Regions from separate parts of the Homo sapiens genome. Here region 2 is linked to region 1. The links are chromatin contacts, found by Hi-C or POLR2A ChIA-PET in ENCODE. All regions are on one chromosome and are shown on one strand. Each heading gives the region's core, a stretch centred on a gene start or an enhancer-like site at or near the end of the contact. The rest is flanking DNA. Distances are from core to core; before and after follow the strand shown.

Region 1 (2,526 bases), core at 1-2,500:
CCCCTGTCGTCATTAGCGCTTGAGCCCAGGTGTGCAGATGAGGCGGTGGGTCTGGCCACGCTGTCCCCACCCCAAGGCTGCAGCACTTCCCGTAAACCACCTGCAGTGCCCGCCGCCTTCCCGAGGCTCTGTGCCAGCTAGTCTGGGAAGTTCCTCTCCCGCTCTAACCACAGCCCGAGGGGGGCTCCCCTCCCCCGACCTGCACCGGAGATCTCAGGCACCCGGCTCATCTCAGACCTCCCGCTCCCGACCCTACACAGAGATTGCCTGGGGAGGCTGAGGAGCCGATGCAAACCCCCAAGGCGACGCACTTGGGAGCCGGTGGTCTCAAACACCTGCCGGGGGTCCTAGTCCCCTTCTGAAATCTACATGCTTGGGTTGGAGCGCAGCAGTAAACACCCTGCCCAGTGACCTGGACTGAGGCGCGCTGGGGGTGGGTGCGCCGTGTGGCCTGAGCAGGAGCCAGACCAGGAGGCCTAGGGGTGAGAGACACATTCCCCTCGCTGCTCCCAAAGCCAGAGCCCAGGCTGGGCGCCCATGCCCAGAACCATCAAGGGATCCCTTGCGGCTTGTCAGCACTTTCCCTAATGGAAATACACCATTAATTCCTTTCCAAATGTTTTAATTGTGAGAGTATCTGATATTCTTGACTGAACAATGTAAAAAACCCAAAGGGGGCTGCGCACGGCGGCTCTCGCCTAAATCCCAGCACTTTGGGAGGCCGAGGTGGGCAGATCACCTGAGGTCGGGAGTTCGACACCAGCCTGACCAACATAGAGAAACCCCGTCTCTACTAAAAATACAAAATTAGCCGGGCGTGGTGGTTCATGCCTGTAATCCCAGCTACTCGGGAGGCTTAGGTAGGAGAATCACTTGAACCCGGGAGGCGGAGGTTGTGGTGGGCCAAGATTGTGCCACCGCACTCCAGCCTGGGTAACAAAAGCGAAACTCCATCTCAAAAAAAGAAACGCAAACGGTGCAGCTGCCCCTTTTTCGAGGCACGTCCACCTCCCATTACCCACTTCCTTTTTTTTTTGAGACTGAGTCTTGCTCTGTCCCCTGGGCTGTAGTGGAGTGGCTCCATCTCGGCTCACTGCAGCCACTCCCAACGCCCTCCACTCCTCCCTACTCCGCGCTGGCCGGGGCGGGGTTCCGCTGGTCGCATCCAATAATAAGAACAGGCGGCGCGCGCCCTTCCCGGAAACTCCCGCCTGGCCACCATAAAAGCGCCGGCCCTCCGCTTCCCCGCGAGACGAAACTTCCCGTCCCGGCGGCTCTGGCACCCAGGTACTGGGGACCCCAGACCCACGCGGTGCAGGCCGGGAGCGAGAGCCTCCGTGGGGGCTCCGTGACCCCGGAGGGGTAGAGCCAAGAGCTGGGGGAGCCTGAGAGATGAGGGTCGGGCGGGGAGGGAGGCGGAGGCGGAGGCGGGGTTCCGCGGAGCTGAGAACCGGACGGGGTGGGATCGAGGAGGGTGCGAAGCGCCACTGTTTAGGTTTCGCTTTCCCGGGAGCCTGACCCGCCCCTGACGTCGCCTTTCCCGTCTCCGCAGGGTCCGGCCTGCGCCTTCCCGCCAGGCCTGGACACTGGTTCAACACCTGTGACTTCATGTGTGCGCGCCGGCCACACCTGCAGTCACACCTGTAGCCCCCTCTGCCAAGAGATCCATACCGAGGCAGCGTCGGTGGCTACAAGCCCTCAGTCCACACCTGTGGACACCTGTGACACCTGGCCACACGACCTGTGGCCGCGGCCTGGCGTCTGCTGCGACAGGAGCCCTTACCTCCCCTGTTATAACACCTGACCGCCACCTAACTGCCCCTGCAGAAGGAGCAATGGCCTTGGCTCCTGAGAGGTAAGAGCCCGGCCCACCCTCTCCAGATGCCAGTCCCCGAGCGCCCTGCAGCCGGCCCTGACTCTCCGCGGCCGGGCACCCGCAGGGCAGCCCCACGCGTGCTGTTCGGAGAGTGGCTCCTTGGAGAGATCAGCAGCGGCTGCTATGAGGGGCTGCAGTGGCTGGACGAGGCCCGCACCTGTTTCCGCGTGCCCTGGAAGCACTTCGCGCGCAAGGACCTGAGCGAGGCCGACGCGCGCATCTTCAAGGTGGGGACCCCAGCCCCGCCCCGCCCCGGGTGGGAGAGCCCGCCTAGGACCCCGCGGGCCCGGCACACGTGTTCTGTCCCCCTCTTCAGGCCTGGGCTGTGGCCCGCGGCAGGTGGCCGCCTAGCAGCAGGGGAGGTGGCCCGCCCCCCGAGGCTGAGACTGCGGAGCGCGCCGGCTGGAAAACCAACTTCCGCTGCGCACTGCGCAGCACGCGTCGCTTCGTGATGCTGCGGGATAACTCGGGGGACCCGGCCGACCCGCACAAGGTGTACGCGCTCAGCCGGGAGCTGTGCTGGCGAGGTGAGCGACGCCGGCTGCCAAGGGCGTTGGCATTCGTCCTGCTTGGGCAAAGGGGAACATTCTCTGGGTCAGATTTGTGGTTTTAGAAGCTGTTCTGGGAGAGGCTGCCAGCAGGCCCAGGAC
Region 2 (2,975 bases), core at 421-2,920, 200 kb before region 1:
TGGTGCGAGCCGAGGCCAGCCCAGCACACAGAGACCCATCCACTCCTGACCCAGGCACCAGAGCCCAGAAGCACCCTCACCCATGAAGTGTGCAAACGCGGTGGGCCGCAGCGGGGAGCCAGGCCACAGGGCACCGTGTGCAAGGAGAGGGCAGGAGAGCCCCTTCGCGCCCAGCCCTGACCTCAGCGGGGCTCCTCCTCCGGGCCCTTGGGAAGGACCAGGTCACGGTTCCCAGACGCCTCTCAAGAGGCTACCCCCATGCCAGGCCCCCTGATAGCAGCCTGCAACTGCGGAAGCCCAGGACACTGTGACCGATCGCTGGCACCGGTTGTAATATCCAGGGCCACGGGGTGACTTAGGTCCCTCCTCGGATTCTCACGGTCCCGCCCACGAGTTACTTTTTCTGTCCAATTAAGCAGCTTTTGCTGCACCTGCCCGCCCCCAAACCTTTGCGCCAGACAGGCGGGCCCCGGGCACCCTCGGAGCAAAACAAACCAGGCCCCGCCCCCAGGCCAGCGACCCGGATTGGATCCTCGCCGGGTTCCCCAGGCGCGGACCGGAACCCTCCCCACGGTACCCACCGACTCGCCGCGGGGCCCCTCCGCTCACGGAGACCATCCCCCGGCCCCGCACGGCCTTCCCGCCAGCCCCCCGCCTGCCGCCCCCGGCCCCGCTCACCCAGGCAGACCCCGGTGACCAGCGCCGTGGCCGTGAGCGCCCCGGCCGAGGCGCCGTAGATGTGCGTGGCGTTGGCCACCAGGAAGGGCGCGTGCTCGCGGAGGCAGGAGGCCACGCCGACGTAGTAGACGCCGAGGAAGCCGCAGCCCGCGAACGAGATGTTCCACGTCTTCTCGCGGGGAAACATCGCGGCGGCGGCCGCCGGGCCCCGGGTTCCGTGGGCGGCCAGGCCTCTGTGAGCCGCCTGCTCGCCGCTCGCTCGCTGGAGCCGGGGGCCGGGCAGGTCCCGCTGCGGCTCTAGCTCGGGGTCCCCGCTGGCGGAGGCGAAGAAGCTACGCGGGCGGCGCGGAGGCGGCGCTTTTAAGTGTGGGACTCACGGCGGGGGCGGGGCCGGCACACGAAGACCAATCGGGGCGCGCAGGGAACGGCCGTGCCCTCGGGACCCGCCCCCGTCCTTGACCCGGCCCCCCGCGCTGGAGCCCCGCCCTCCGCTGCCGCCCGGAGAAAGCTTCTGCCCTCCCTCCGCCCCTGCTGGGCACGGCTGGGGGCACACGCCTAGGGGTGTAGGGTGGGCTGGGCGCAGGCCCGAGCCTGGGGGCCGGAAGCCTCACACAGACCTGGGTACCGGCGAGAGGGAGCTCTGGTTTCAGGGCAGCCACCGCCCCTCCCCACCGGGTCCGCCTCCCACACCCACCCGGGACAGAGGAGCTGGTCCCTGGACAGAGGCGCACCGGCAGCACCCCCAGACCTGAAAGCCGCACAGGCCTCGGGAGCCCCGGGACCCACAGGCTCACCCACAGACAGACCCATAAACATCCAAGGCCAAGGCCGGATGCGAGTCCCGCAAACCCTTCGTGGGGGACCCCAGCTCCGCAGACCCACGCGACCTGACGTGGGGCCTCAGCCCTGCCCCGCGCCCGCGACCCTTCCGGACCTTGGCTTCTTACCTGGGTCTGGCCCTGCCTGTTCAGGCTTTGGGGCTGCCTGCGTCTGACTGGGGCCGCCCTGCTCCCGATAATTGCCCCAGAGGTGGAGCAATCCTGGGTGATGTCACCCTTTCACCCCTTTTCCGCATTTTTCTCCTGGTCAGTGGAGCAAACAGGGCTTGGAGTAGATCCAGGATCCCTCCCTGAACCTCACCCCACCCCCAAACGAGAGGCTTTCTCAGGTTGGGGTGGGAGGCAATGAGATTCTGTCTCCCCAGGAACACTGGCTCCCCAGGCTGAGGTCATCTCTGGACCTAGCTGTTGCCAGAGCTGCAGAGGGTCTGGGATGGGGCTTGGGGCTGCCCCCAACCCAAGCTGAGTTAGGGAAGCCAGAACAGGGCCAGAACAGGATGGGGCCATCTAGGGGGATGCTGCCCAGTCCTCAGCCTCTTTGCTCCCAGCCATCCCAGACAGCACTGGAAAGTCAACCCTGCCCCAGCCCTACTGGGGGCCGGTAGGCATTTACATAAGCTCAAAATGAGAGGAGGCCGGGTGTGGAAGCTCACACCTGTAATCCCAGCACTTGGGGAGGCCAAGACGGGCGGATCACAGAAAGTCGGGAGTTTGAGACCGCCTGGCTGGTGAAACGCTGTCTCTACCAAAAATACAAAAATTAGCCGGTCAGGGTGGCACACGCCTGTAATCCCAGCTACTCGGGAGGCTGAGGCAGGAGAATCACTTGAACCTGGGAGGCGGAGGTTGCAGTGAGCTGAGATCGCACCACTGCACTCCAGCCTGGGGGGCAGAGCGAGGCTCCGTCCTAAAAAGAGGCCGGGCACAGTGGCCCATGCCTGTAATCCCAGCACTTTGGGAGGCCGAGGAGGGCAGATCACCTGAGGTCAGGAGTTTGAGACCAGCCAGGCCAACATGGCAAAACCCTGTCTCTACTGAAAATACAAAAATTTGCCAGGTGTGGTAGTGCACGCATGTAGTCCTAGCTACTCGGGAGGCTGAGGCAAGAGAGTCACTTGAACCCGGGAGGCAGAGGTTGCAGTGAACTGAGATTGTGCCACTGCACTCCAGCCTGGCCAGGTGACAGAGCATGACTTCTTCTCAAAAAAAAAAAAAAAAAGAAAAAAGAAAAATGAGTGAGAGGAGGTAGGTAACCACGTGTGGGGCACCTAAGGGGTTCTGGAGGGCTTCCCTGTGGGAAGTGATGCTGAGTTGAATTTTGAAGGGTAAATGAGCAGACCCAGGCAGCCGACCAGGACAGGCGAAGATTGTCGGGGAGTGAGGGGAGAGAGTAGCTGAAGCCCAGCCATGGGAGAGGGTCAAGCAGGGAGGACGTGACCATACCTGACTTAAAGCGAC

Evidence for each region. Hi-C counts contacts between places; a loop is a spot of excess contacts on that map. ChIA-PET counts read pairs that join two places held with the same protein, here RNA polymerase II (POLR2A). Pooled maps may share reads with other maps.
Region 2: a loop to region 1 is called in a pooled map, with 5 times the contacts of the local background. The contact joins the promoter of PNPLA2 here to the promoter of IRF7 in region 1. A Hi-C loop is called at or near these places in 3 of 168 maps with a recorded cell type or tissue (B cell, CD4-positive, alpha-beta memory T cell and naive thymus-derived CD4-positive, alpha-beta T cell), 2 of 37 single-sample maps with no recorded cell type and 10 of 50 pooled maps. POLR2A ChIA-PET finds 5 or more read pairs at or near these places in 7 of 52 experiments (AG04449, BJ, GM10248 and 4 more).

What each region holds. Positions count from the first base shown.
Region 1 is chr11:614,674-617,199 of GRCh38, reverse strand. It overlaps IRF7 (interferon regulatory factor 7), which reads left to right and starts at 1,250. Exons shown (of 11, transcript NM_001572.5): 1 at 1,250-1,287; 2 at 1,553-1,855; 3 at 1,941-2,103; 4 at 2,193-2,403. The coding sequence starts at 1,836. It overlaps CDHR5 (cadherin related family member 5), which reads left to right. Exons shown (of 15, transcript NM_021924.5): 15 at 1-617. RefSeq lists an enhancer at 1,794-2,388.
Region 2 is chr11:817,609-820,583 of GRCh38, reverse strand. PNPLA2 (patatin like domain 2, triacylglycerol lipase) reads right to left here and starts at 1,670. Exons shown (of 10, transcript NM_020376.4): 1 at 1,626-1,670; 2 at 679-1,010. The coding sequence starts at 865. RefSeq lists enhancers at 36-85, 1,621-1,915 and a silencer at 536-1,425.